Linked DNA regions of Homo sapiens: region 2 is linked to region 1. Evidence: chromatin loops called from intact Hi-C (ENCODE). Cell type or tissue: PC-9. All regions are shown on one strand. Links, peaks and the distances in the headings refer to the core of each region. The heading gives the core; the rest is flanking DNA. Region 1 overlaps LOC105374928 (a long non-coding RNA gene). Region 2 has its middle 110 kb from the start of NEDD9.

What was found. A loop is a pair of places that touch in the nucleus more often than their neighbours do. Peaks named below come from ENCODE experiments on the same cell type or tissue, not always from the same donor. Only the 100,000 strongest peaks of a DNase experiment are listed, where the experiment ranks them.
Region 2: it touches region 1 in a loop (9-fold over the local background); 6 of 110 quality-filtered maps call a loop at or near these places.

What each region holds. Positions count from the first base shown.
Region 1 is chr6:11,426,139-11,441,517 of GRCh38, reverse strand. All of the region lies in intron 1 of LOC105374928 (a long non-coding RNA gene), which reads right to left. It overlaps LOC105374929 (a long non-coding RNA gene), which reads right to left. Exons shown (of 3, transcript XR_926485.3): 2 at 14,747-14,925; 3 at 11,958-12,217. Among named protein-coding and RNA genes, the nearest start is that of TMEM170B, 100 kb to the left of the region's middle. In PC-9, for the core only: no CTCF peak of the experiment used is centred there; a DNase peak (open chromatin) is centred at 6,607; H3K27ac peaks cover 2,485 bases.
Region 2 is chr6:11,337,463-11,352,841 of GRCh38, reverse strand. It overlaps a transcript of NEDD9 not described here. Among named protein-coding and RNA genes, the nearest start is that of NEDD9, 110 kb to the right of the region's middle. RefSeq lists an enhancer at 7,686-8,885. In PC-9, for the core only: no CTCF peak of the experiment used is centred there; a DNase peak (open chromatin) is centred at 8,361; H3K27ac peaks cover 2,500 bases.

The DNA of each region.
Region 1 (15,379 bases), core at 5,578-8,077:
CTTGGCCTCCCAAAGTGTTGGGATTACAGGCGCGAGCCACTGCACCCAGCCAAGACTGGGTAATTTATAAAGAAAAAGAGGTTTAATAGACTCACAGTTCCACGTGGCTGAGGAGGTCTCACAATCCTGGCAGAAGGCAAAAAGCACATTTTACATGGCAGCAGGCCAAAAAAAAAGTGAGCCAAGCAAAAGTGGTTTCCCCTTATAAAACCATTACATCTTAGAAGACTTACCACCGCAAGAACAGTATGGGGGAGACCACCCCCATGATTCAATTATCTCCCTCTGGGTCCCTTCCACAACACGCGGGAATTATGGGTGCTACAATTCAAGATGAGATTTGGTTGGGGACACAGCCAAACCATATGAGATATTAAAAGGATACTAAGGAATATTAGGAGTAACTTTACGTCAATAAACGTGATAGCTTAGGTTAAACAAATTTCTTAAATGGCACAAATTACTACAACCCATTCAAGAAGAAACAAATCTGCATAGACCCCCATCTATGAAAGAAATTAAATTTGTAGTTTAAAACCCACAAAGGAAATTACAGACCCAGATGGCTTCACTGGTGAATTCCACCAAACAGTCAAGAGAGAAATAATATCAACTCTGTACAAACATTTCCAGAGAGTGAGGAGCAGATAACACTTCCTAGCTCATTCTATGAAGCTGGAATTACCTTGATAAAGACATTACAAAGCATTGTAAGATAAGAAAACTACGTATCAATATTTTTCATGAACTTAAATGTAAAAATCCTAAACAAAAATTTAACAAGTCAATCTAACAACAAATGAAAACGATAACACACCATGACCTAGTGAGGTTTATCTCAGGAGTGCAAGAGTGGTTTAACATTTTAAACACAATTAATGTAATTCACCATAACAAACAAAAAAAGAAACATCGTGATCATCTTTGTAGATGCAGAAAAAGCCTCTGACAAATCCAACCACCATTCCTGTTAAAACATTTTAGCAAACTAGGAATATAAAGGGCTCTCCTCAACCTGATAAATGGCATCAACAAAAAAGACCCCTAGAACTAACATCAAACTTAATGATGAAAGACTGAATCCTTTCTCCAAACATGAAGGAAAAGACAAGGATGCTTGCTGCAACCATTTCTATACAACATTGTATTGAAGAATCTAGCCAGTATAATAGGGCAAGGGGAAAAAATAAAAGGCATCAAGATTGAAAAGGAAGAAAAATTTTTCTTTTGCAGGCAATATAATTGTCTATATTTAAAAGTCAGTGTGATCTATAAAAAACTACTAGAACCAGTAAGTTAGGGTAGCAAATTTTAGAATATAAAATCAATATACAAAATTTAATTGTATTTCTATAAATTAGCAATGAACAATTGGAAATGGAAAAAACTTTAAAAATGACATCATTTACAATTGCGCAAAAAAAACGAAATAAGTAGGGATAAATCTGACAAAATATCTGCCTTGAAAATGATGCAACTTTGCTGAGAAATTAGAGGGGAAAAAATGAAGAGACTTTGTTCCTGGGTCAGAGGATTTAGTATTGTTAAGACATCAATTTTCCCCAAATCTCTCTGTTGAATCAATATGATCTCAATCAAAATCCCAGATGCATTTTTTATCTCTTTTCTTTTTTTCAGAAAATGAAAGCTGATTCTAAAACTCATTCAGAAATTCAAGTGACTTAGAGTATCCAAAGAAAATGTAGAAAAGAAGAACAAAGTTGAACACTACTACTTCGTTTTGAAATGTAGGATATTACCAGTGGGGGTAAGAAGAAGAACAAAGCCTGAATAGTAAGCTTTCTCAAAGTTTCTTCAAATAAAAGGGTGTAAAACACCTGTTGTGTTGGGATATAGTAAAAGATAAAATAGACTGGTGTGGCCTCACGTCAACTGGCAAAGTATCAAACCGACTAAACCAACTATTTACCGGCTATAATCAAAGTCTATTGGGCAGTGAAGGGTCTTGAATATTAGAAACAAGCTGCTTTCAAACTTGATAAATAAAATTTTTTTCACTTCCATATAATTTTTATCTTACCTACTTCTAAAAAAACTTGAAGTAGCTAACAATGAACTAGGAAAACTGCCTAAGATTCATGACCTTACTTTTACATATGTACTTTATACTCTTGCATACTTCCTCAATTCTGCTTTGATTAGAGGGGAGATTACTGAGTGACTTCCATTTGACAATACTAAATAATAGGGAACAAACTCAAGTCTTACATACATTTTCCACTGTCTAGACTTCTTATTTTAGATCCATCTAATGCATGAAGGACAATGGGACATTTTCCAAATCTAGGAGGAGCAACATGTAGCTGTCGTCATAGTCCTTCTTATGTTAGGAAACTTCCTATCATTGTTCCAAGAAGGCAAACACTTGAGAACCACAGTGCAGGAAATTAATGGTTTCACAGAGTAAAAGGCCGTTTGCCATGCAGACCACAGTATCATCAAATGTCTTATGATGATGGCATCTCCTACTCAGCATCTTTGCTTCTTGAGGAAAGTTTGATTCTTTCTAGAGAAGAGACTGGTGACTGGGGATTTAAATTTTCTCTTGGAGTGAAGATTTTCTCCATATTTATGAAAAATAATAGTAGCAATAAATGATACTTAACGTAAGGCCTTAGGGCAATATTTCAGGTGTACCAATGCTTTTCATAGGAGTCAGAAAAATCTTATATATGTGAATCTTATAAGTTGAGGAGTGGGAGGAAATTTAATAGTATCTGAGCTTTAAGTATACTTCTTTAGGATAATAAAGAGGACTTTTCATTTAAAATTTTAAAATAATAATATAGAAGACAAACAAGCAGCTTACACTTTCTTCTTCATGGCCAGGATAAGTATCTTTATCTGTTACAGAGTTTGAATTTTGGAAAATTAAGGGTTGATTGCATTTGAATCCTGTACTCATTTGTATGCTGCCTATAATATCCTTTCAAAATATAAATGTTTTCTTTCTGCCCCCAACTGACTATTGTTCAAACTCCATAGTATGTTTCACCAGAACCTTCATGATGTGGTAAACACTGTTTACCTCTAGCTTCATTTCTTTATCACACACACATATACACACAACATGTTGTATTTTTCTCTAATTTACTCATGAGGTCTCTATCTCTAGAGTGGCTATGAACTCCAGCCCTGTGCTGATGGGGCTCCAGGGGATTTGACCATGCATGTTTAGAACGTGCCTTTCACAGGGTACTTCTTTATCCTGGCTCATTGCCTCATGACTAAGTGTCCCATCTGTGACCGGGTGTCCCTCAAACAGGAAACTCATTTATTCTGGAAGATGCCCTTGTGCTCTTGTCTAACTCGTGTCCAGTTTATTCCTGCCAAGATAGCCATGCTCTAGAGAGCTCTGACCAGGAAAGAAGTTAGGTTCAGGTGTGTTTCTCAAGTGAGATACAGAGGAAGCAACTCAACAACACACAATCTACCAGAAGCGGTGTATTCCTTACAGATCCCAGAGAGCACAGAGCAGCATGACTCACAGGGCCAATGGAAAGAAGGCAGCTATCCAGGACATCCATGCACGATCAGCAAATGGGGAGCAAGACACAGAGACACCTGTGGGCCAAAGCCTTTACTGGAGTCCAGGGCCTTCCCCAGTTAGGTTTCCCATGACGAGTTCTAAGTGGTGGGTTTACAGCAAGCAGATATGAGCTCTGTGGGGTTGTGCCGTGACTGAGAGGTGGTCACTGCACAGTCCATGTGGGGTGTGGGGGTCAGTGGGGTGAGTCAAGCAGGTTGTATCTAGCTGACCCATGGGGAGGGGGTCACCAGGAGGTGGTCATTTAAGGCAAATATCTGGAATAACCACTTTGAGGAGTTGAGAAGACAGAGAACTAGAAACCATGTCAAGGGTGATGAAGCCCTATTTTGGGTATGAAAAAGTCCAACTTTTATTCCAAATGGATGCTGAGACAACATAAAATTATAAGAATTCACTACACTAGGCTACACTCCTTTCTACCAACTTTATCACACCCTCCCTGATTACATATCACCCTCATACCCTATAAGGCAGCTACACGGACACTATTTCAGTTCCACATATGGCCTAGGCTCTCAACAGACCCTTGGCCTTCACCCATGTTGTTTCACCTGCTTAAAATACTATGTTACATGTAATTTTTGTTTGGTTAATTTCCACTGGTCCTCAGCTAGGTGGACATTTTCTTTGAAAACTTCTTAACTGACTTTGCCAATGAGGACTAAGGCTCCTCATATATTCCCCTCTCTTCCCCTACCATAACACTTGTCATTTTTGCAGACTGCATTTTCTACAGATGTCCACAGCTCTATCTCCTATCCCACGTGCTCCTACCTTGCCTCTCCTTCATTATTAGCTGCAAGCAGCAGACGTTAAAGGACTCAAATTCTCCTTCCCTGGAGTCTATTCAGCCTTAATAACCAATACAATGTGACAGAAGTGATGGCCAATGATCTTCGAGGCAGGGCCCGAAAAAGCCATGCATCTTTTGCCGGTTTCTATTGAGATGCTTGCTCTAGGGGAAGCCAGTTGCCACCTAAGAGACACAGTTACCCTAAGGCTATCCTGTTGGAGAGGTCACATGATGTAGGTATTCCTGGCAACAACTCAACAGGGCTCCCAGATAACAGCCAGCAAGAACTCAGCCAAGTGAACAGAGACACCACCAGGTAATTTCAGCCCCTGGCCATTGAGTCTTGCTAGCTGAGCCTCAGACATTAGGGAATGCTGTGCCCTGTTCAAATTCCTGAACTTCAGAGCCATGAGCATCATACAAAGGTTGGTGTAAGCTGCTAACTTGGGGGATAATTTGTTACACGGCACTAGTAGCTGAAATATTATTAGACAAGTGGATGTTTACTCATCAAGGCCATAAGATTCCAGACCAGACTATAAATGCATGAGTGTAGGTGTTCTATGTGATTCGTTTACCATTACAACCTCAGCTTTTAGCCCAGTGTCTGTTACAGCAGGGATTACAATTATAGGGATTTAGCGAACAATCTTAGCCAAATGATAATCTTAACTAAATAACAGATTAATAACAACTTAAATAATAATAATCTTAACTAATTGAATAGATTAATAAATGGATGAATGTGTTCTTAGTCTAGTTTTGTGTTTATCTACCTCTTTCTTGCAGCTCAAATTTGGTGACCTAGCTACAAATTGTTGGCGTACACAGGAATTGTTTTTCCTGTCTGCCAAGTTCCCCATCTTTAATTTCTACTGTGTTCCTTGCCCCAGCATTTAGAATATGAAGTAGCCAAGAGAAAGGCCTTGGACCATGTGGATCTCAGAAAGCTCATCTGGTAGGGCCCCTGGAGTGAGCAGAAGGGGACCAGGGTTGGGTGAGGCGTGGTTGGAGGCAGCACCCCTCTGAAGCCTGTGAACTTGAGAATGGTCTTTATGAGAATGCAGAATCATCCATTAGTAAAGTGCTGCCTCTCTCTTTCCACATACCTTCCTAGGGCACAGGAATTGAAGAGACTGAAGAGAGATGACAATTAGACCAAATCAGCGTATCACCAGCTCCCTGCTCAAGGAGTGTTAACTGGTTGGGCAGGGGGCTATTCAGGTGGTGTGTTGCGTGAGATAGTATCCCTGCCTCAAAAAATCTGTGCCATCTTCCCCTTCTACCTCAAACCCTTTTCCTGCCTTTACATATAAGTGTGTGCATGCACACAAGGCCATGAAGAGGACTAGGGTCTTCCTCACACCTGATTCTATGCAAGATGGATGTAGCCTTCCATGCTGGTGTACTTTTCCCAGTATAGACACAGAATAAGAAGAATAGGGATAAGAATAAGAATAAGAGCAGAAGAGCAAGGAGAAGGAGGAGAAGATGGGAGAGGGAAAGGAAGAAGAGGAAAAGTTATCTTTTATTTGATGTTTGCTAAATGGCATGAATTATAATAAAAGCTTTTTGGCATAATCCCATTTAATCTAATAACAACAACAACTCATAATTTCCAATTTGTAGATGAGGAGACTAATGCTCAAAGAGTTTAAGCAACTTGCTCAAAATCTCACATAGTTGGTAATTGTTGGAGCCAAAATTTTTAGCCAGGTTTGGCTATCTCTAAATTCCTTTCTCTTTCCATTCAATGAATCTACAGGGGGTTCTAGTATCACCTGGAAGTATCCAAACAGCCCACAAGGAGCAGTGCTCAAACTGGATCATGATGTGGGAGTCACTTTGATTCTGACGCTGTACAGAATTGAATTCCTTGTTATAACACCTGTTTGAATTTTGCTTCTCCACACACTGCTCCTTGGATGCCTAAGCACAGCCAAGAAGAACTCCTAACTTACCTAAAGTCCAATGTCCTGGCGATGCCTTGAGGATCAAGAATTCAGGGTATCAGAGTCCAACACAGTGCATTGCACCAAAGAGGAGCTGTTGAGTAATTCAGTTGATGGCTGTCAGCCATACATTGCTTCATGCACAAGAATGCATGTGTTACTGGCAAAAGAAAAGTGACTTCCTAAGATCCATTCTAGTTCAACCACGTTAGTTGTCCTGATCATAGCAGCCACTGTGAATTCAGTTGGTTTTGTTAACTCCCCATGATGCAGTATGTACACAAACTCTGTTTGCTAAGGCAATGCAGAGTCAGTAGTTTATTCAATGTTTACAGAAAGTGATAAGAAAATCAAGGACTAGAATCAAGTGTCTAGGCTCCGGATCAAGTTACTCCAAGGTTGCAAGGAATTTTCAGAGGCATTTCATAGCTTCTTAAGAATGCTTTCTTGAAATAAAGCCTGGGGCCGGGCACAGTGGCTCACACCTGTAAATCCTAGCACTTTTGGAGGCCGAGGCGGGTGGATCATCTGAGGTCAGGAGTTTGAGACCAGTCTGGCCAACATGGCAAAACCCGATCTCTATTAAAAATGCAAAAATTTAGCTGGGCATGATGGCGCGTGCCTGTAATCCCAGCTATTTGGGAGGCTGAGGTAGAAGAATGGCTTGAACCCAGGAGGCAGAGATTGCAGTGAGCTGAGATGAGCTGAGATTATGCCACTGGACTCCAGCCTGGGTGACAGAGCAAGACTCCGTCTCAAAAAAAAAAAAAAAGAAAAGAAAAGAAAAGAAAAAGAAAGCAAGCTTGGGTTGCTGAGATTATGGCCAGCATTCTATAACTGAGTCTGGGATTGTAAAGTAAAGAAGCACCAGCACCTCCTTTGAATTGTTTTGTTTTATTTTTCCAATTCAGCAAACATTTCCTGGTCATCTGCCCTTTTAGAGCTTTGCCACTTAGCCCTATAGAGGACACTAAGCAATAGGAAACATAATCACTGCCTTCAGAATATTACAATCTGTTGACAAAAATAAGTCTTCAACTAACATGCCCCAGAGGGTGAGAAGAGCCTGGCCCTAAAGATACTCACAAAATGTGAGAGAAGTAAGCAGCCCAGAGAAGTCTATTCCAACAGGCAGTTATGTATTTCATTTTGATCATGTGTTTATTCTTGTGGTTTGATTCAGTATGACCTTTGGAGCCTCACTTTGGACTAGACATCGAGCTACAGAGTGGAAATAATTGATCTTACATTTTTTGTTTAACTAGTTCACTATACCTAGTAATTATGGAAAAGTTGCATATTTCAACAGATTCCTTTGTCATTTACTACTCTTTGGTGGGTCAGAACATAATAGTTCACAACATATACATGCTGATTTTTAGATCTCAAAGTCAGAATATAGGGTTGAATATGTAATTATAATAGATAACATATATAAATTATGATAACATATATGTTACTATGCCAATAAGTTGTACTTAGGCCCTTATATACTTCATGTGGCTACTTTCTCTTACATTGGGGAAAAAATATAAAACCTCTCTCTTAAAATCCTACTATTTAGAATAGATGTAAGAAGTCAAATTGTACCCTCCACCTGCTCAGCTGAGTGGCAGAGCTCTATCTTTAGAATGAAAAATCCAGACTGCTGAGTGGTGATAATTTAAATTCTCCAAAAGAGAAAAGTGGGAAGTTAGAACAAGTATGAAAGAAATGAATGAAAGAAAACAAAACATTAGCTCCCAAAGAAAAGATACAGGAAGTTAGGGAATTGAGAAAGAAAGAAAAGATAGACCAAACACTGTTTGAAACAGAACAAAAAAATTCTGAACAGAAGCCTGACTTACTATAATCCATTATATCTTTGCTGATACACCCAAAATAGGATTCAATTTAGTTCCCAGTAAATGACACCAAACACCAAAAACAGCTAGTGACTCACAACTTAGAAAATCAGTTGAAAGCGCTTTCCAAATAGATCTGAGTTTATACTTAGTATTAATAGAACTGTTTCCTTTTCCTCTAATAATAGGTCAGAATATACAATAGCATTCTCCAAGATCTAAAAAAAAAATTTTTTTAAATATCACATTTCTATTTTAACATGAAATTCTCTTCTTTTGATTTTTTTTCTAGTTAAGTGCAGAGAGCATTACAAAAGCACTCAAAAAGCTATTGAATCTTGATGTTTGAGAAAGAGGAATGAGTTATAATTGTGGCATGATAGTAGAATGAATTACAGAATGAGTCACAGCAGTAAAAATAGTATTACAGATGGTGCTTTAATACCTTAGTACTTTTCCAGTCTTCAAGAATTCACTGTCAACATCCCCAATTGTGGTCCACTGTAGTGGTGGTCACATTTTAAATAGCCCCTTCTTTATTGAGTCAGTGTTTTATTGCAGTACCAGTGCCTTTCTCACTTGACTTTCAGCTTGTAGTCATTCACCACATAAAAATACCAGAAGGAATAAGATGATTGGATGAAGAATGCAGAATAATAACCATGTAAGATGTAATGTGCCATAAATGCGGTGTACACATATTACATATTATGGCAAAACCTTAGTAATTGCCTGTCTGGTTTAATTTTCAGCTGAGTAAAGGGAAAAAATTCTGAGGCTGTGCTATCTTTTCCTCTATTATTATTATTACAAATATCTGTATTGGTCAGGGAACCACATAAATCCATCACTACAGTTTTTACAGTTTGCAGAGTTTCTGGACTTGGAAGCTAACCTAAGGTAAAACACCCAAGCTCAGCTTTCCAAAGTTTTCTTACGTTTTTCATCAGAAACGAATTTCAAGTTAACCTTTAGATCCTAAGAAACAAGAGTTTCCCATGAAACTGTGGGCTAGCTAAACCCCAAGTAGGGAGGGGCGTGACCAGGGCGAGGATATGGTGTTCTCATTCCCTGTTGGCAGATGTGTTAGACACGAATGGCCTTCTTGAATCTGGGAGTCTTGCTGGGGCACCCAAACCCGGAAGAGAAAGAGGCTTCATGATTTGGGGGGAGGAGAGACTGGGGATGGTAAATGCCCAGGCAAAATTCTGGTGTGTGCCAATTCCAGCCTCTCATTTTTCTCCCCATACCTCTCTTATCTTCCAACTTAAAGTCTGAGAAGAGCTTGACTTGAGAGCAGCTCAACTTTCTCAAGGACACAACTCAGCCCATGAAAGAGCTGTTGTTCAGATAGATAAATATTCCACAGTCTCTGATGCTCCATATTGAAATTCATCTCCTCCTGAGATTCTGCACTCTGGGCTTCTAAAATCAGTTCCATTCCAAACTCCTCTGTTACTTCATTGCCTTTATCTCAACGGTTCTAGAAACATTTGGGGCCCCACTTTGACTTGAACATCTGTGCTGTACTCTAATCTGCTCCGTGGCCCTTGCCCGGCATTTGTTCCCCCTGGTCCTTTCTTGCACAATGACATCCCTTTGTGTTGATGACCTAAGATCTCTGTTCCAAGGGCTTCACTGACACACACATTTTATTCGGTAAACACTTTTTTATGCCTGCTGCTCAAGATTCTACTCTTGGAGCTCGGCACATACTCCCGCCTTCAATGAGAAATCCACAGTCTAGTGAGAGGGAGTGAAAAATAAAGCACAGGAGAATAGAGGCTTTGGAAGGAGGTGACACAGGGTGCTATGGGGGTGTGTAGAATCCAGGCCAGGCTAGGGGTGAGGGAGAGGAGGGCATTGGGAGGCTTCATGCAGGAGGAGACACCTGAGCTGAGTCTTTTTTTTTTTTTTTCTGAGACCGAGTCTTGCTCTGTCACCCAGGCTAGAGTGCATTGGTACGATCTTGGCTCACTGCAACCTTCGCCTCCCAGGTTCAAGCCATTCTCCTGCCTCAGCCTCCCAAGTAGCTGGGACTACAGGCATGCGCCACTATGCCTGGCTAATTTTTTGTATTTTTAGTAAAGATGGGGCTTTACTAGGTTGGCCAGGCTGGTCTTGAACTCCTGACCTCGTGATCTGCCCACCTCGGCCTCCCAAAGTGCTGGGATTACAGGCGTGAGCCAGCCATCGCGCCCGGCCCTGAGCTGAGTCTTGATGCACATGCAGTAAGAGGTAGCCAGGCAATGACCTAAAAGGGGAAATGGGCAGGAGGGTGAAAAGGATACTGGAACAGATAGAAAGAGAATAGCAGCGTGCATAAAAAGATGCTGATTAAATACTAGAAATTTTAAGTGCATAAAAGTGAATAAGGAGACAAGAGAGGAAGGTTTTTAAAAGAGTTGGCTATGAGCCCTTTCCTTTTCAATGGGTCCAAATAGCTCGTCTTAATCGGATTAGGTTTGCGTAACACAATACCATAGACTGGGTGGCTTAAATAACAGAAATTGATTTTTTGCAGATCTGGAGGCTGGGAAGTCTAAGATCAAGGTGCCAGCAGATTCAGTGCCTGGTAAGGGCTTGCTTCTTGGTTGGCAGATGACTGTCTTTTTGCTGCATCTTTACATGGAGGAGAGAGCAAAGGCTCTGCTCTTTTCTTCTTTCCCTAAGGGTACTATTCCCATCATGGCGGCACCATCCTCATGACCTCATCCAAACCTAATCACCTCCCAAAGGTCCCATCTCCAAATATTATCACATTGGAGATTAGGGCATAAACATATAAATTTTGGGAGGACACAAAAATTCAGTCTGTAATGCAGTTTTTACTAACAGAGAAATAAATGCATGGTGCAGAACTGACGAATTTCTCACCTGGATGCCATGGACTGGATCACAATAAACCACAAAACTGCTCTTTCTTTATTTCATCAAACCTGTGATCAGTTAGCAGGGCTCTAGTCATGGCTGATCGCACTGTGTAATTAGAGACCTAAGATGGGCTATGGTTCGAATGTGTGCTCCCAAAAGTTCATGTGTTAGAAACTTAACTGCCAATGTAACAGTAGGAAGAGGTGGAGCCTTGCAGGGGTGATTGGGCTGTGAGGGCAGAGCCCTACAAATGGCTTCATGCCATTATCACGGGAACGCGTTAGTTCTCATCAGAGTGTGTTGTTCTAAAGGCAAGCTCAGCTCATTCTTGCGGTCGCTTGTGCTCACGTCTGCCTGCTGCTTTTCTACCACGTACAGCAGCATGAAATCCATTTCCAAAAGCTGTGGACATGCCCTTGGACTTCCCAGTCTCCAAACCATGAGCCAAATAAACATCTTTTAAAAATAAAATAAAATAAATTACCCGGTCTGTGGCATTCAGTTATAGCAATAGAAAACAAACTAAGACAAAGATAGTCTTTTATTATTGAGGCATGCAAAGAGAGGCCTCTCCAGAAATCCACTGCCTTGCCCAGCTCAGGGCTACAGAAGACTGACACAGCTCTTCCTGGCATGGGTGTTAACAGTCCCAGCTAGACTTGAAAGAATTGTTCCATATCCCCCCTGCTGTCAGGTGATTCATGAGCTGCTATTCCTCCATCTCTCTGGCCACCTGATGTCATGGGACCCCCAGCCGAGAAACCTATGATCTAATGCTAATTGAAGACAGGAAACCAACCTCACACTGCCTCCTTTACCTCAGAAGAAAACTCTTTTTCTCCTGATACCTTAAAACGCATATCTGACTTTCAGGTAAATGTCAAGGTTCACCAGGTTGTCAAGTAAACCACAAAATGTAAAGATTACTATGAGGGCTGAAAATTTTAATTGAGTCTGTATGAAAGGAAATGTGCCAGAAATATAGATCTCATTGGTTACATAACCATCAGTGTAGTTTATAAACAAAATCTCAAGTTCCCTTAAAATAGTATGGTTATTAGGAAGGAAGCAGCTGATGATGTTTATTTTTCTCCCATCAAGAACCGGGTCTTAAGCTGTAGAAAACTGTCAGCATACAAGTATTTGCCATCTTTCAGCACAATCCATGTTGGTGGGAAGAAGGCTGATTAGAAAAAGAAAAAGACACAGTGTACAAGAAAGAATATATGTACCAAAAAACAAGGTCAATAATGAAGCAATGTGGCTAACCATAACTTGGCTTCTAGGATTGAGATTCTGGACCGTTGAGTAATTGTGTTCCCTTTGCTCTAAGTCCCATCTGTCTTGTTTTGAACCCCTTTCCTGGTGGTTTGTGTGGTGAGCTAACCACTCAACCAGCACTGGGCATCACTGAAGTCTAAACACACAAACACCCTCAGGGATTCGTTTCTAAGCCCTAGAGGGAGAGGAGCGCTGGTATTTCACAGGTCCAGCTCTGGAATTCAGTACTGTCTCTAAACAGGAAGAAGAGATGTTTACAACTGCTGTCTGGCTCAGGGGCCAGCCTGTTTCTCTGAGATGTGTTTGGCAAAACCGGAATTCTAAATTTGATGCAGAAAACAATCACTTGATATTTAAAACAAGGACTAAATGTTTTCCTATTCATTCCATATTCAGCCTTAGTTACTTAGAGGGGTTACTGACAGTGTTGTTTCAAACTCTGCATGGCATTGTGTTAAAAAAGAATGTATTCATTTGTTAGTTAATCGGTCCAGTAAATCTCATTGAATTCTTAGTATCTTCTGAGAGGTGCAAAGAGCTCTTAGACCCAGTTTTACCCTACAAAGAACCTGCAGCCAGCCTGGGGACTCATCATAGGACAGGAAGCTTGTTCATGGTGTTGCTGTTAGCACTGTATCTCCCACATCTAACATGGTGTCTTTAGTACCTTCTAAGTGTTCAACAAATATTTGTCAAATAAACAAATGAAATTAACACCCAGGACGACAGTAAAGCCTTTCCAGGCTGAGAAGTGATACTCCAAGCTAGGTGACTGGGGGAGGCTTCATAAAGGAGGCAGGATTTTAGCAATGCTTTCAGGAGGGAGTAGGACTGGATGCAGCTAGGGAAGTGTGGAAGGGAAAGGGGTTACTTCTTCAGGTAAGGGGGTTCAGATGAGTCCAGCCAGGAGATTGGGAGACCCAGGGCATTTTCGAGAGAGAGAGTGGCTAGAGTGCAAGAGGCCAACTGTGGGGCAAAGCCTGAGAAAGGTGGACTAGGGTAGACTGGGCAGGAGAATGCATACTGGAGGGAGGCATCTGAAATCACTTCCGACGCCACTTCACCACGTAGTTAGGAAAAGAGAATTATGAGTAAACAGAGAGGTGTGGCCAGGGAGAACTACAGAGAGAGCCGGACTGAGCACAGGGACCCGGGTGGGCCCCATTCCCACGGGCTTGGTACTGTGATGCTCCGCATTTCCTGCCTTGATTTTAACCTTTAGAAAAAGGGAAAATTGTTCAAAAACCTGACTTCCTATGTAGTATTCCAAGTGAGTCATAGGACTGTTATGTTTACAGCTAATTTTGATATAAAGATATGACTAGGAAGGGGGATAGGTCTCAGAGCCCCAGGAGGCTGCTCTTGCTGAAAATGGTCTGAGGCGGGAGACCCAGCACCCCATCTCCCCTCTCCTTGCAGTCATGCCATGGGAAGGAAGACTGCAAGGGGCCTGGTACGCACCAGCCTTCGCACTGTGGGGCCTCACAGCACAAAGGGTGTGTATGTATGATGTGTACTGTGTGTGTGTGTATGTGGTGTACGGGTGTGTGTGTGGTCTGTTTGTGTGTAAGAGGGAGTGTGTATGTGTATGTATGATGTATGTCAGTGTGTGTATGTACATGTGGTGTTGGGGAGTATATGTAGCAGGCATGAAGCGGGTGTGTGTGTGTACGTGGTGTGGGTGTGTATGGTGTGTTTGTGTGTGTGGAGTGTGTATGCGCATGTGTGATGTGAGCGTGTATGTGTGGTGTTGGGGAGTGTATGTATGGGGTGTGAGGGGTGTGTGTGTATGTGGTGTTTGTGTCGAGGGAGTATGTGTATGTGTGATGTGTGTATGTGTGGTTTTCGGGAGTGTATGTATGGGGTGTGAGGGCTGTGTGTGTGTGGTGTGGGTGTGTGTAGTGCGTGTGTGTGTGGAGTGTGTATGCACATGTGTGATGTGAGTGTGTGCACATGTGGTGTTGGGGGTGTATATGGGGGTGTGGGGGAGTGTGTGTGATGTGTATATGTGAGAGCATGTGTATGTGTGTTTAGGGGTTTCTGAGCACTGAGAGAGTTTGAGGAAGAGAAGAAGTGATGTGGGGCCTGGACTACACCAGCGTTCTCCCAAGCAGGCCCTGTGTATGTGGAGAGCTGATCTTTCCTTGGTGTCTTTGTGGATTTTCAGCTAAACTCAATAATCTCAAAGATAGTAAAAAACAAAAACAAAAAAACACACCAAAAAACCAAGTTAGTCAGGAGAGCTACAAAAAACAAAAACCCTCATGAGATTAGATTTCTCAATAAAATAGTTACAAGAAATTGTTCACACTCCAGGAGAAGGAATTTTTTCTACAGCTAGCTTTCGTATCAATGTTGCAACCTTCTTTTTCATCTAAGTTGGAACTATCAGCCCCCACCCCACGCCTCCCCAGGCTGTGTGTCCCTGCACCTTAGCCTGCATGGAGTTCTTTTGCATCTGAGCAGGCTGTGACCTCCTGGATGGTGGGAACTGATTCATTTCCATAGAGCATTTCTTGGCACAGAGCAGGTGCTCAGTTTTGGATCTGAATGGGATCCAGGAGGGACTTTGAAGTGCAGTCTCCTTGTGGGGGTTCTCCCTACCATGAGCTGCAGAAGAGAGACTTGTTTATTATCTCACAGATAACTGGATTCAAATGCATGTGTGCATGCGCACACACACACACACACTCCCCACACACCCATTACAAAAACTAGCATTACTTTTGGAGATCATGTGATCTGTTTCAGTGTCAAGAAATAGGCACATTTTCTTAATACAGCATAATCTATTCCATGCTAATACAGTGTAATTCTCTTCTACAGAATTCATGCTTTACACATTAATGTACTGAAAGGTGTCAGTGTCACTTGCCCCACATTCCTCCTCACCCCACAATTCTGCTCACCCTCCAGTGGACTCCAGGCTGTCCTCTGGACCCAAAACCCATGGTTAGGACACTCAGGATCAGTCAGGACCATGGAACCATAGATAGCAACACGAAGCCCTACAGAAGCTTTTGAAGGCTGCTTTTCTGTCTGCTGGGTACATCACTTTCCAGAG
Region 2 (15,379 bases), core at 7,353-9,852, 90 kb after region 1:
ATTATAAGTAGAAAAGCGAGATCATGATTGCTATTACCGCTGTCACTTCTGTTTTTAATAGGCATTGGATCTCTTGTGCTACTATACACCAAGGATGTTACCTGTATTAACTGAGATCTTCACAGCTCACAAAGCTAGATATTGATGGCCTTATAGAGATGAAGAAACAGAAGCTCAAAGAGTTTCAATCACTTGCCTGAAGTCACACAAGTATTACATAATTCAGCCAAAATTTAAACTCTGGTCTTTCTGACTGGCAGGACCATTCCTTACCATGATGCCATGTTGCTGGTGGACATTAGGGTATCTAAACTAGGGTAGTCCTAGCTTCAGAGAAAGAAGCTGTATAAAGAAACCAAATGATTATGCTTGAGGCTTAACCAAAGCAATATAAAAAGTGTATGTTCTCAGGGGAATGGGCAAAACAGAAGAGAAAAAGGCCGGCCACCGAGCGGCTGTGGGTGAATGAGTTAACCAAAGAGCAAATGTCTGAGTTGGATCATGAAACAGCAGATCAAGTGGGCTCAGTGTCTGTAAACATCTACACTGCCCATGAGGACAAGATCTGTATGCTCCATCTACACCCAGAGGCTGAAGGAATGCCTGTGGTGTAGACAACTCACTTTTCTAGAGAAATGGAGAAGGGATTAGACATGTTAACCCTGAAGAAAAGGAAACTTGGGGTAGGGTAGGCTCAGAAAGTCTTCAGAGGTTGGGAACGTGGCCCATGAAAGAGCAGGGAGACTGGAAAGGGACCCTGCCTGTGGAGGCAGCTCTGGGCCCCACTTGAACACACACGGGTGAACCACTTGACCCACCTTACAGTGAAAGAAGCTGGCACCTGTGGACCACTGGAGAAACCTCAGTAGCCATCTGGTGTTCCCCAATGACTGTGTTGCTCACAACCCTCAAGAGTCCTTTGTTGCTTTTGGAATTGTAGGGCTGGCAAGATGTCTTCACCCACTGCTAGATTCATGGCTGAGGCCCCTATAATGAAGGACAGATGAACAAGAGAAGAACATACAAACGCATAGAATATAAGTTTTACATGACACAGAAGCCTTTGAGGGGAAATGAAGAACCAGAGAAACAGGGAAACCTGTGTATTTGCTATGCTCGATTGGATGAAGAGTGGACAGTCATGGAGAGGCATGACCGAGCAAAGCGGGTGATAACCTGGAGGGAATGTCACCACATCTGTTGGCTCAGATTCTCCTCTGTGTCCTTGTGTCTTCAGAAAAAGGATGTTCCTTTCCTCTGAGTATGCGGGCATCACTCACACCAGGGTCCAATGTCCTACTTCAGGGGAAAGTCAGGAAATCCTTCCTGGGACTGATGACCGGCCTCAGAGAGAAGGGTAGAACAAGGGAAGGTGAGAGTGGCCTTTCTGCTTTTGCTGTTTTCTCAAATGCCAATTTTCTATTTTCAGGGGCAATATGTCCTGAACCCCATCAGGATGAAGCCCCAGCTCCATGAAGCCCCTCTTGAACTGGTCCATCCTACTGTTCCAGTCTCAGCTCCCTCTGCTCCAGGCCTTGAACTTCACATTCCAGCCTGGGGACTCCTGGCAGTTCCCTAAATATGCAAAGAGCTCAGCTTTCTTTCCTGGTCCTGGTCCTGGTCACTTGGCCCTCTCTGTCTCTCCCTTCCTTCTTCCCATCTCTCTTCCTTTCTGGCTCATGTCCCTCGCACATGCTGTAAACTCTTCCTGGAACATCTCCCTTCCACCTGTGAATCTCTTGCCAGCTCACTTCTTTTCTCCCTTTAAGAATCCACTTCTCAAAAGAAAATGGCAACTCTGTGAGGTGATAGAAATGCTGATTCGCTTGATCATTGTGGCGTCCACAATGTATATATAAAACAAGTTGTACACATTACCATGTATAAATTTGTGTTTGTCGATTATATGTCAAGAAAGACAAGGAGGTGTGGAAAGACTGCACCTCTGTCAAGACGCCTTTCTGACCACCCCCCGACCCTGGTTGACACTCCCTGACATGAGCCCCCGAGTGTTTACCTACGCTATGTGTATCAGGGCATCCCGACCACTTGCTCACTCACCTGTCTCCCCACTGTGAGGTCAGCGGCAGGGCCTTGTTCAGTGTCTTAGTCATATCCCCTCCAGCACCCACCATGACCTCTGGCACTAAGTAGGGGCTCAATAAGCCAATCATTGTGTTGATGTACCAGTGACATTGAGGGAAGACCAAGCTCGCCGACCTCTAAGATCCTGTCCACTCTGAGAGTCTGTGAGTCTGTATTTCTGCTCCCACAGTTAGTCACGGAGGAAGTTGCCAAAGCAGATGATGAGACTTCTGTTTGGGGTTGCCCAGGTCTGCCTGGCCTTTGCAATTTGTAATCAGGTCCTTTGAAAGAGAAACTGAACTGAGAGAAAAACACAGTTTGGATGAGGCAAGAGTTGCAAAATAATGAGTTATGTAATGGTGATGGTGGCCTGTGGTAGCATCTTTGGCCCTGCCCAGATGATACAAGACTTTGTATGTATACCCTTGAGCATGGCCAAAAGGACAATTGTCAAAACCACGGCTTAAGTGTTCAAAAGCCTCTTTTCCCATAAGATGTTGCCTCTTGAGGTCAGACTGAAATCCTGTACCTGTAATAATTTCCTCCTTAGGACTGGATGTACATGAAAAGATTGGAGATATATATGTACCTTTTTTATATGCCATGTAAATGGTATAACCCTTGCACTCTTTGGCCATTAACAGCCAATTGTCAATTAGTTTATTGTGTATTAGATCAAACTGTATTGCCCAGGCCAGCTCCTGAAGAACTGTGAACTATGAACATCTCAGCCTAGAAGGATAATGTGACCTTCAATTTGCACACCATCCATTGTCTCTTTCAAACTAAGAGCCTCTCTAAGCTAGATAGGCCAAGGATTATTTTTTTAACTTTTATTTTAGGTTCAGGGGTACATATACAGGTTTGTTACATAGGTAACCTCATGTCATGAGGGATTTTGTATAGATTATTTGGTGACCCAGGTACTAAACCTAGTACCCATTAGTTGTTTTTTCTGCTCCTCTCCCTCCTCTCACCCTCCACCCTCAGTTAGTTCCCAGTGTGTGTTGTTTCCCCACATCTATCCATGTGTTCTTATTATTTAGCTCCCACTTATAAGTAAGAACATGCAGTGTTTGGTTTTCTGTTCCCGATTAGTATGCTGAGGATAATGGCTTCCAATTCCATCCATGTTTCTGCAAAGAACATGCTCTCATTCTTTAATATGGCTGCATAGCGTTCCATGGTGTGTATGTACCACATTTTCTTTATCCAGTCTATCATTGATGGCCATTGTGGTTGATTCCATGTCTTGGCTATTGTGAATAGTGCTACAATAAACATAACATGTGCATGTGTCTTTATGATGGAATGATTTCTATTTCTTTGGGTATATACCCAGTAATGGAATTGCTGGGTCAAAGGGTATGTCTGTCTTTAGGCCTTTGAGAAATCACCACGCTGCTTTCCACAATGGTTGAACTAATTTACACTCCCACCAATGGTATATAAGCATTCCCTTTTCTCCACAATCTTGCAAGCATCTGTTATTTTTTTATTTTTTGTTAATAGCCATTCTGACTGGTGTGAGATAGTATCTCATTGTAGTTTTGATGTGCCTTTCTCTAATGATTAGTGGCATTAAGCTTTTTTCATATGCTTGTTGGTCACATGTATGTCTTCTTTTGAAAAGTGTCTTTTTATGTCCTTTGCCAAATTTTTAATGGCGTTGTTTTTTCTTGTAAATTTGTTAAAGTTTCTTATGGGTTCTGGATATTAGACAGATGTAAGATGCATAGTTTGCAAATATTTTCTCCCATTCTGTAGGTCGTCTGTTCCCTATGGTGATAGTTTCTTTTGCTGTGCAGAAGCTCATTAGTTTAATTAGATCCCATTTGTCAATTTTTGCTTTTGTTGAGATTGCTTTTGGCATCTTTGTCATGAAATCTTTGCCAGTTCCTAAGCCCAGAATGGTATTGCCTAGGTTGTCTTTCAGGGTTTTTATAGTTTTGGGTTTTACATTTAACTCTTCAGTCCATCTTGAGTTGATTTTTGTATATAGTATAAGGAAGGGATCCAGTTTCAATCTTCTGTAAATGCCTAGCCAGTTATTCCAGCACCATTATTGAACAGGACTCCTTTCCCTGTTGCTTGTTTTTGTCAACTTTATCAAAGATCAGATGATTGTAGGTGCACAGCTTTATTTCTGAGCTCTCTATTCTGTTCCATTGGCCTGCGTGTCTGTTTTTGTACCATGCTGTTTTGGTTACTGTAGCCCTGTAGTATAGTTTGAAGTTGGGTAGTGTGTTACCTCCCGCTTTGTTCTTTTAACTTAGGATTGCTTTGGCAATTCAGACTCTTTTTTTGGTTCCATACTAATTTTTAAATAGTTTTTTCTAATTCTGTGAAGAATGTCATTGGTAGTTTGATAGGAATAGCATTGAATCTGTAAATTGCTTTGGGCAGTATGTCCATTTTAATGATGTTGATTCTTTCTATCTATGAGTATGGAATATTTTTCTATTTGTTTGTGTCATCTCTGATTTCTTTGAGCAGTGTTTTGTAGTTCTCATTGCAGAGATCTTTCACCTCCGTGGTTAGCTGTTTCCTAGGTATTTTATTCTCTTTGTAGCAGTTGTTAATGGGATTGTGTTCTGCTCTCAGCTTGACTGTTGTTGGTGTATAGGAATGCTCGTAATTTTTGTACATCAATTTTGTATCCTGAAACTTTGATGAAGTTGCTTATCAGCTCAAGGAGTGTTTGGGCAGAGACTATGGGGTTTTCTAGCTATAGGATCATGTCATCTGCAAACAGAGATAGACTTCCTCTCTTCCTATTTGGATGCCCTTTATTTCTTCTCTTGCCTGATTGCCCTGGCCAGAGCTTCCAATACTATGTTGCATAGGAGTGGTGAGAGAGGGCATCCTTGTCTTGCTCCAGTTTTCAAGGGGAATGCTTCCAGCTTTTGCCCATTCAGTGATGTGCTGGCTGTGAGTTTGTCACAGATGGCTCTTATTATTTTGAGGTATGTTTCTTCAGTACCTAGTTTGTTGAGAGTTTTTAACATGAAGGGATGTTGAATTTTATTGAAAGCTTTTTCTTCATCTATTGAGATGATCACGTGGGTCTTGTCTTTAGTTCTATTTGACCCATCACATTTATTGATTTGCACATGTTGAACAAGCCTTGAGTCCCAGGGATAAAGCCTACTTGATTGTGGTTGATTAGCTTTTTGATGGCTGCTGGAAAGGTTTGCTAGTATTTTGCTGAGGGCTTATGCATCAATGTTCATCAAGGATATTGGCCTGAAGTGGTTATTTTTGTTTGTTTGTTTTGTTTTGTTTTTCTTGTTGTGTCTCTGCCAGGTTTTGGTATCAGGATGATGCAGGCTTCATAGAATGAGTTGGGAAGGAGTCCCTCCTCCTCAATTTTTGGGAACAGTTTCAGTACCAGCTCTTCTTTGTACATCTGGTAGAATTTGGTTGTGAATCCATCTGGTCCTTGGCTTTTTTTGGTTTGTAGGAGGCTGGGGATTTTTATCCCAGATTTATAAATAAAGAAATTGAGTCTCAGAGAGAAGTGACTTGCCCAAAGTTGCAGCTCATGAAAATAAAAAGAAGTGGCCAGACATCCGATCTTTGTACCCCAGTGCTCCTCTCCACTTTGTACCCCAGTGCTCCTCTCCACCCTGCACCTCTTGGGCTTGCTCTTCTGGTGGAAACACAAGGACCTGAGGTGAAGCTGGAGAGTGGAGGGGATGGTGGAGAGGGCTGAGGAGAGCAGGCTGGTGAGTTGTGCTTTGGGGCCTCTTAGCCCATGGAGATACATGAAGGATGAGGGGAAGGGGTTGGAGCATAGAAATGGAGTTTGGGGAGCAGGTAACAGGAGAAGCTGGCTGACCTTTCACAACACAAATTTCAGGCCAGTCCTGACTAAGATGCTCTGGGCTGAAGCCAACTGAGCATGAGCTCCCACAGAGAAAAGAGGTTTGCACATCCTCTCCACATGGGTGCCCATGAGCCAGCCCCCTACTAAGCACAAATTCAGGGTTGCTGCCCTAAGCAGCTACTGGCTGAGTGATCAAAGCAAGTCAAGAGCCTTGAAAAGTTGAAAGTGGCTGCTCAACCAGCAGTCAGTCCAGATCCTATCTATAACTCCAGTCCTCCCCAGCCCCCTCCTTCCCCGATGAGAGTCCAGACCAGCCTCAAACAGAAACTATGGAGATGAATCAAAGACAGAGCCAAGACATCTTTGCCTGGGAATTCTAGTGTATCCATCATAATTGGGTTTATTTTACCCAGTAAAGAGAGGGCTTTCCACTCACCTCGGGGGGGGGGGCCTCCGAGCCTTCTTATAACAGTACAACGAAAGTGAACCACAGACATTTGTTCCCTTAATTAACAGCGTTGCTCTTTTGGGTGGGTCTTGAACTGTTAGCACTGGTCTCCCACATTCTTTAGTCAGTTAAGGGCTGCCACCATCATGACATGGAATAGTAGGACTGGGAGAATGTACTGAATCAGTACCTAGTGCAGAACAAAACCCTTCCATGGAACATAAAAGGTACAAATATTACATTCACAGCCATGTTTGTTCATTCAAAGAGCATCTTCTGAAGACTTTCTGTGTGCCAGACACTGTCCCCAGTGCTGGAGAAAATAGACAAGATCCCTGTTATCATGGAGCTTATATGCTAATGGTGGAGACACAAAAAAGCCAAATAAATAAATAAACACGCTAGACCATGTCAGAGAGTGGCAAGTGCCATGAAGAACCTGAAAATGAGACATGGTGTTGTAGGAGATGCCTTAGATAGGGAGGTCCTGGGGGCAGAGTACCTGGAGGTCTGAGATCAGAGCTTTTACGCAAACAGAGCAGGTGCAGAAGTTGTGTTCGAGGAACAACCAGGAGGCCAGTTGGCCTGCAAGGCATGAGCCAGGGAATGGTGGTACAAGATAAACTTGGAAATTGTTTATGCTCTGTCTCTCACACTGACTTGGCCTTCGATCTCAGCTAAAATGCTGCTTTACTTCCTACTGTATTGGTGTTTGCAACCAATGCATGATGTGTCATGTACTTTCTACTCAGAGAAAAGTCCTCTACCAGTGTTGATGAGGGTGAAAAGATCATTCCTACTCCAGGAAGTCTCTTTGGAAACTTGGTGGCGGAAGACAGGAGAGCTAAGAGCAGTTCCCATCTTGTATGATCTAAGGTTCCCCTGGAAGTGAAGCCACGATCCCCTGTAGCTATCACAGCATAGGGATGTGCGGAGATCCTGGCTCCACATATAGTTGGCAGGAGGTGAGTCTCCTTTAAGGTGTTCAAATGTAGCACACACACACACACACTCTCTCTCTCTCACCTGCTGTCTTGCTCGATGCTCCATCTCTTCTATTGCTGTCCTGAGAACCAAGACAGCTCCATGTACAAGTAACTCAAAACCCTGACACTCCCTCACACTGCCCAAAACAAGACACTGTCAAAATAAGTCACAGATGTCACAGTTCCTTGTCACTCAGTTTTCTTGGCTTAGATTTAAAGCATTAAATCAGCTCATCTTCATCTCTCATTCCCTAGCCCCAGCTCTTCCCTGCTGAGTTATCTTTGATATTCCCTTGGGTGGATTTCTTCTCCCTCCTTCTTCTCTAAGAATCTGTAAGTTTATTTTCTCTCTTACTCTCACTCCCCTTCTCATCCTGCCTCACCCCGGTCCCTCTTTCTAAGCCCTCTTCTCCACCGCCCTATTCTAGACAAGATCTTACAAAAATACCTTTCTTCCATAATATCTTCTCTACTTCCACAAGAATTCCCCCAGATTCCTTTCCTTTTTGTTGAAAGGGCTGACTCCTGGCATTTATAATTTTAACCAGCAGAAGGGCTTGAAATGAGAAGTATGAGTACTTCGACTCTTTTCCACACCTGTTCCCAATCTCCACTTTTTTTTGAATACTGACTCTGTAATGGGTGGAGAGTAGGGGAAAAGAAAGAGAGATGGGAAAACAAGAAATGAAAGGGATTTTTAGTAATAAAAGCAAATGAGGAGATAAGGTAACTGTGTTCTGAACATCAGGGCTGGAGAGGCTGATGCTCATGATGGACACAGGAGGAGAGGCGCAGTGCTGGCTAACAACCTGGACACAGCACCAAGCAGATTGTAGTCACATGCTAAAGCATGTGCTATGCCATCTAGGTGCAGTAGAGATCAGCCATAGGCTGGAGTTTGCCCCGAAGGAGGTGGCATTGAGGTCACACACTGCAGAGTCATCCACATGACTTTGTAGATTGGAATCTTATTTTATCAACTGCTTACCTGAAATAAACATGCCCCACCTGAAACTTAAATGCAGCTTGATCTTTTCTTTGGAAGAGTGTGATGCTTACGACAGGAATGTGTTGCCATGGGATGCTGCTGATATTTTGTCCACACTCCTATCTTAGCCTTTCGCCACTTTGAAGGTGCCCTCTTTCTCCAGGATAAACATCTTCAACAACGGGGACTTTCCAACAGAGTGGACCAGGTGAATTTTTTTAACTCTCTGGAATTTGATGTTATGTGAGATTTCTAACTGTGGAATTGCGCTCACATTCATGTTAGAATATTATGTCTATCACATATTCTTATCAGCACATTTTTGTAGCCAGAGATGTATGCAACCCAAGTGTCATGAGCCCACTACACCTAAGAGTTTAGACTTACTAATTCACTGAAAACTTAAAAGAGGCCAGGATGTAGTAGATTGCTTGGTGATAGATAGCAGCCTACTCACCCTGTCTCTTGAGAAATAACTTCACTTCTCTCCCCCTTATCCTAATTCTCTAAAACAGTCCTATCTTCCAATGGATAAAGTACAGACAGATATCTGGTTACCTTTATTGTAAACATCTATAGTTCACCCAAGAGCCTAGATGAAGCACCTCACATAGCATGCCAACTGCTGGCCCGTGTATTTAGTCTATGTTTAATACCCTTTTACTTAGGTTTCTTGCCCTGTAAATTGGAATTAGACTAAAATCTGGTGTCTTGAGTTTCACAGCATATTGAGTTTCACAGTATGATTTTAGCCTGTCTACTCATCTTATATCTGATAGCAGTAAAGAAGGTAAATTCATTCATTCATATATTCCTTTATTCATTCATTCATGTAAATTTATTGAGCATGCATTTTGTGCTAGGCACTGTTCTTGGTATGGTCCACAGCTCTGAACATAACAGGCAAAAGTTCTTGCCCAAATGGAAGTTACATTCTAGGAGGTAATATAAAGCAAGACAAAAATATCCAGTGTGTTAGACAGAGATATGTGCTAGGGAGTAGTGGAGTAGTGGGGTGCAGTTTTAAATAGGGTACTCAGGGAAAGCCTCATTGAGAAGGTACTTTTTTTTTTTTTTGAGACAGAGCCACCTTCTGTTGCCCAGGCTAGAGTGCAGTGGCGCCATCTCCACTCACTGCAACCTCTGCCTCCCAGATTCAAGCAATTCTCCTGCCTCAGCCTCCTGAGTAGCTGGGATTACAGGCGCATGACACCACACCCAGCTAATTTTTTGTACTTTTAGTAGAAACGGGGTTTCACCATGTTAGTCAGGCTGGTCTCGAACTCCTGACCTCATGATCCACCCGCCTCAGCCTCCCAAAGTGCTGGGATTACAGACGTGAGCCACGGCACTGGGCCGAAGTTACCTTTTTTAAGGTTTTTTTTTTCAGCCAATGTTACCATGGTGTAATTTATCTTCTGTAAAATTCCCACATTTTAAGTGTACAGATGAGTGGCTTTTGACTAATGTATACATCCACTACCCTAATCAAGCTACAGAAAATTTCCATTTCCTTGAAACGTCCCTCTTTCTTTTTCATATTTAGTCTCCTACTCCCACTCAAGCTACCACAGATACTATTTACATCATTATAGGTTAGTTTTTCCTGTCCTAGAATTTAATATGCAACTATGCATGTTAAGTCTTTTGAATGTGGCTTCCTTTGGTTAGTTGAAGCCATGTTACTGCATTTATCAGTCATTATTTTTTTATTACTGAGTCTATTGTATGAATGTTTTATAATTTGTTTACTCAGTTACTTATTGTTTCTATTACTCTTCATTCTTTGTGTGGTTTCTTCCTGGTACTATTCTCTTTATACTGAAGAACATCCTTTAGCATTGCCTGTAGTTCAGATCTGCTTGTGATGAATCTTCTCAGATTTTGCTTATCTGAAAATGTCTTCATTTCACCTTCAATTTTGAAGACTATTTTTATTCAATTTATATAGAATTCTGTGTGAATAGGATTTTTACATCTCCAAAGATGTTGTTTCATTGTCTTCTAGCCTCTACTGTTTCTGATGAGCACTAGTAATAATTCTTAACTTTGTTCCTCTGTATGTGTCTTTTTCTTTGGCTGCTTTTAACATTCTACTTTATCTTCAGTGTTCAGTCATTTGACTGATGTACTTAGGTGGGGCTTCCTTTATCTTCATCTTACTTGGGCTTCGTGGATTTTTAAGTCATTTTTTAAAATTTTGGGAAGCTCTTGGCCACTATTTCTTCAGATATTTTTTCTGCTCTCTCTCTCTCTCTCCTCCTTCTGGGACACCAAATAGACGTAAGTTAGACTGTCTGATATTGTTCCATAGGTCTTTGACCCTTTGTTCATTTTTTCCTTAATATTTTTTATTTCTGTTCTTCAGATTTGATATTTTCTACTGCTGTGTCTCCAACTTCACTTTTTCTTCTATCATCTCCAACCTGCTGGCAAGCTCTTCCGATGAATGATTCACTTCAGGCATTGCACAATTCTAGAATTTCCATTTGTTTCTTTTTAGGGTTCCCATTTATCTACTAAAAATTCCTCATTTACTCACAACTTAGGGCCATTTGTCTCTAATTAATTAATATATTTTTTGAATATATATTGTAAAACATATATGTTTTAATGTCTTTATTTTCTAAATCCAACATTTGGTCCATCTTAGAATAGTTCCTTTGCTTTCATTTTTTACTATGGATTACACTACCCTTGTATGGTTTTTGTTGGTTTTTATGTCTAGTGATTTATCATTGAATACTGGGCATTGTGAATGTTACATTGTAGAAGCTCTAGCTCAGCACTCTTCAATAGTACCTGCAATGAAGAAAGTGTTCTGTGTCTGCACCATCCAATAGGACAGCTGCTGGCCACATGTGGCTATTGAACACTTCAATGTGACTAGTGTGACTGAGGAACTCAATTTTAATTTTAATCTAAATGTTCGCATATTTACACCCAGAACTTCTCAACCTCTGTTATACTGTTTCAGTCTCAACCTCATAGCAGCTGACATCTGGCAAGCCTCTGATGGTTTTCCCTGCACATATACAGTCAAGCCCTCAGCCGTGGACTGAGGGAGGGGCTTCCCATACGCATGCAAGGACTTCTAGGGCTTTGTCTTTGCACAGATTCCAGCTATTTCAGTTGCCTCAGATTCTGATCCCTGCCTCTTCAGCCCAGCAAGAGTCCTGTGCTCTGCTCAAACTCAAGTCTCCAGGCAGACAGCTGGACTACTGTGGGGCTCACCTCACACTCCCCTCTCCCCATTTTTGCAGTCTGGTGTTGTTTATTTTCCATTGTCTGAAAACTATCTTGCTTCACATACCTTGTCCTGTTTTCTAATTGTTTACAGGAGACGAAATAGTCTGAAACTAGTCATTCCATCACAGTCAGTAGCCTGAGAAGTGTCCCTTCAGGTCATAATCCAAAGAAGATTGTGGGATAACTAACTAGGGGAAGAGAGTTTCAAACAGGGGGACGTCAATGGAAAGGGTGGGAGGCAGAAGCATGCCTGCCTGACTTAGAACGGTAGGGAGGCAACATGGCTGAGCACGAGAGCTAAGGACAGAGAGAGTAGGACAGTAGGTCAGAGAGGCATGGTGGTGGGAAAGACACTGTTTGGCTTCATAGGCCATTATCTGCACTCTAGCTTTTACTCTAGTGAGATGAAAAGTCATTGGAAAGTTTGGGGCCAAGAACTGATTTAGGTTTTAACAGAATCACACTAGCTCTTGGAAACACCTCCAGGACAAAAGCAGGGTGCTGAATTAGAAGGCCATTGAGAGAATCTATTGACTAAACTTGCAAATCTAATTAAAATTCTGAATTATTCAAGGTCGATGGCTGAGTTTTTATTCATTTCCTAGAGTTTGGGGCTCACGAGGAGACAGGTACCTTAGTGTGGAAGATCACATCATCTGAAGTCTGATTGGCTGTGTGACTTTAGGCAAGTGACTTCAACTGTCTTTCTTTATTTCTATACAATGGAAATAATAAGAATACCTATTACATAAAAGATATTATGACGATTAAATGAGATAATTCCTGTCAAATTCTCTAAATTATACCTGGTGCATATAATTCCTGTCAAATTCTCTAAATTATACCTGGTGCATATGAAGTAAGCGTTCTACAAATGTTAACTATTACTATCTGAGAGGCTGAATGTCTGATGATTATTACTGTACCCTGTGGACATTGACATTGATCTACTCTGTGAATAAAGGGTACCACACTCAATTCTGATTCTCAAGAGATATGTGCAACTGGCATAGAAAAAATATCTCAAAAACAAGACTGAAGGAAATTAGAGCCAAGTAGAGGTCCATGCTGTCAGCTCTTGCATAAGGAGGGAAGGCTGAGGCGTTATTCATTCAGGCTGAGGAGATCTTTGAAGACTATTGAGAGGCAATGAGTTAGGGTTTGAAGAATGGATTAGATACAGAGACTGTGGAAAGGGAAGGGAATTCTGAAGGTCACCTGAACTTGCGGCCATCACTAATGTTTAAAGAGCTTCTTAAATTCAAAGTGAAAAATTATGAGTTCAACATGGTTATTATCCCCTTAAGCTCACATTTGGAATCAACCATAAGAAGTAGGATATCATTACCGTACAGCTGAATGGCTTTATTAACTTATTTTTGGAAATTAGATGACAAATGCAAGCACAGTCTTGTTTAACAAGAAGCATTTCCCAGTTGTTTCTATGAGAATTTAAGAAAGGTTCTAGAAATGCAAATAGAGAGAACCCAGTCAAGTCCTGAAATCTCAGTGCAGCAGAATTGAGAAAGTGAATAATGGCCCACAGGTCACAGGAAGGCAATGAATACGCTAATCAAAGGTTGTGATTAATGAATGTTGTCTCACATTTCATCTGGCATAACATGTGTCCAATTGATCATTTTTAGCATAGCTCATCAGAGGAGAAAAACTTGGTGAAATATGATCTGGTGGGGCAGGATGCACCAGTTGCACAACAGACATAAGCTGCTCCACTTTGGCCACACCTGTATAAAACATGAGAAAAGTAGGTTTTCATAGAGGTTGAGGCATATCTAACTACCTCAAGTAGAAAAAGAGTATCCATTTATTTAATGAGGGAGAGAGCAGTGGAAAGGCTCAGCCTCATCCAGGCTGAGAAGTGATTACCTTGGAAATGCTGTTTGTTTTGATTGAGAAAGTCAGCTGAGAATGTATTTTAAATAGGCAGAAAATATATCTATCAAAGAAATACTATGCAGTCATCAAAAAGAATGAGGCATGTTTGGTATTTTAATAGTTATCTCCAATGTTTATAATAAAGTGATAAATGCAATATATAGATAATTATATAGTGTATGACAATTATGAGAAAAATGAAATGTACATCTGCACATACATAAGGTTGCACACACAAAGGATGCCTCTGGGGGAGGGAAATTGGGTAGCTGGGACTGAAAATAAAGATAAACAGGAGACTTATGTTTCAGTCTATATCTTTTGAATTTATTTGTATATGCACCTAGATCCAGATAGTTTTATTTCTCGGTTGAAAAAATTAAAAAAGAATAGGAAAAAAGAAAATAACAACCATAGTTTAATTTTTTTTTTTTTTTTTTGAGACAGAGTCTCGCTCTGTCGCCAGGCTGGAGTACAGTGGCACAATCTCTGCTCACTGCAACTTCTGCCTCCCAGGTTCAAGCAATTCTCCTGCCTCAGCCTCCCAAGTAGCTGGGATTACAGGCACACACCACTACACCCAGCTAATTTTTGTATTTTTAGTAGATATGGGGTTTCACCATGTTGGCCAGGATGGTCTCGATCTCTTGACCTTGTGATCTGCCTGCCTTGGCCTCCCAAAGTGCTGGGATTACAGGTGTGAGCCACTGCGCTCAGCCTAATTTAATTTTTAAAAGAGCTGGAATGCGTCCATTCCTTTCCCATTTGCAAAGGGCTCCAGAATCATCCCAGATGATGGCTTTCAAAATGATAGTTCAATAAGGGAGATTTAGGATAAAGTGCTTCTTTCTGATGCTTCACTTAAGGGTCCCTGAGAGTATTAGTTTGCTAGGGCTGTTGTTAAAAAACAAAAACACAAACTGAGTGACTTAAACAGCAAACATTTATTGTCTCCCAGTTCTGGAGACTAAAAGGCTGAGATCAAGGGTGTCAGGAGGATTGGCTCCTTTCGAGGGCTGCAAGGGAGAACCTGTGGCTCTCTCCTAACTTCTGGTGTTTGCTGGCCGTCTTTGGCATTCCTTGGCTTGTAGAGGCATCACCCTAATCTCTGCTTTCATGTTCATGTGTCACTGTCCTTGTGTGCATGTGTGTTTATGTCCAAATTTTCCACTTTTATAAGGACACCAGTCATTGGATTAGGGGTGTGCTCTAGTGACTTCAGGTTAACCAATGACATCTGCAACAACCCTATTTCCAGATAAGATGACATTCTGAGGCACTGGGGCTTAGGACTTCAGCATAAGAATTTGGAGGGGACAGCACTCAACTCATGACACCAAGGGACACTTACCCAGAGTTAAACTGCTTACTGAGGGGAGGTTTTTGCTATGTGTCTATGAAGCACAGATAGTAACATGCATCTCCTCATGCCCGAGATGTATAAAGTGAATACACGCTGGTATGATTGAAAACCTTAATATTTTTTAACGCACTACCATCCTCTGAGGAAAGAAGAGAGCTTAAACTTGCTTAACTAAGAACAACAGCTTGTTGGAGCGATAAATCCATGAAACAAAACTCAGATCCCCTGCTCTTCCCTCCCCATCCATGCCAGCTAAAGGCATGTGCACACAGCAATGTTTATTAAACACCTACTGATGCCCGATACTGCACTGAGAGCCAGGGACGGAGTTGGACAGAACATCCTCCTGCCCTTCAGGTGGAGAAAAGACACATAAAATAATGCAGGCATGCACTAAGTGACTATGCTTCAGTCAACAACAGACCGTATATAGGACCGTGGTCCCGCAAGACTATGATGAAGCTGAAAATTTCCTATCACCTAGTGGCATTGTAGCCATCCTAACATCACATAATAATGCATTGCTCACATGTTT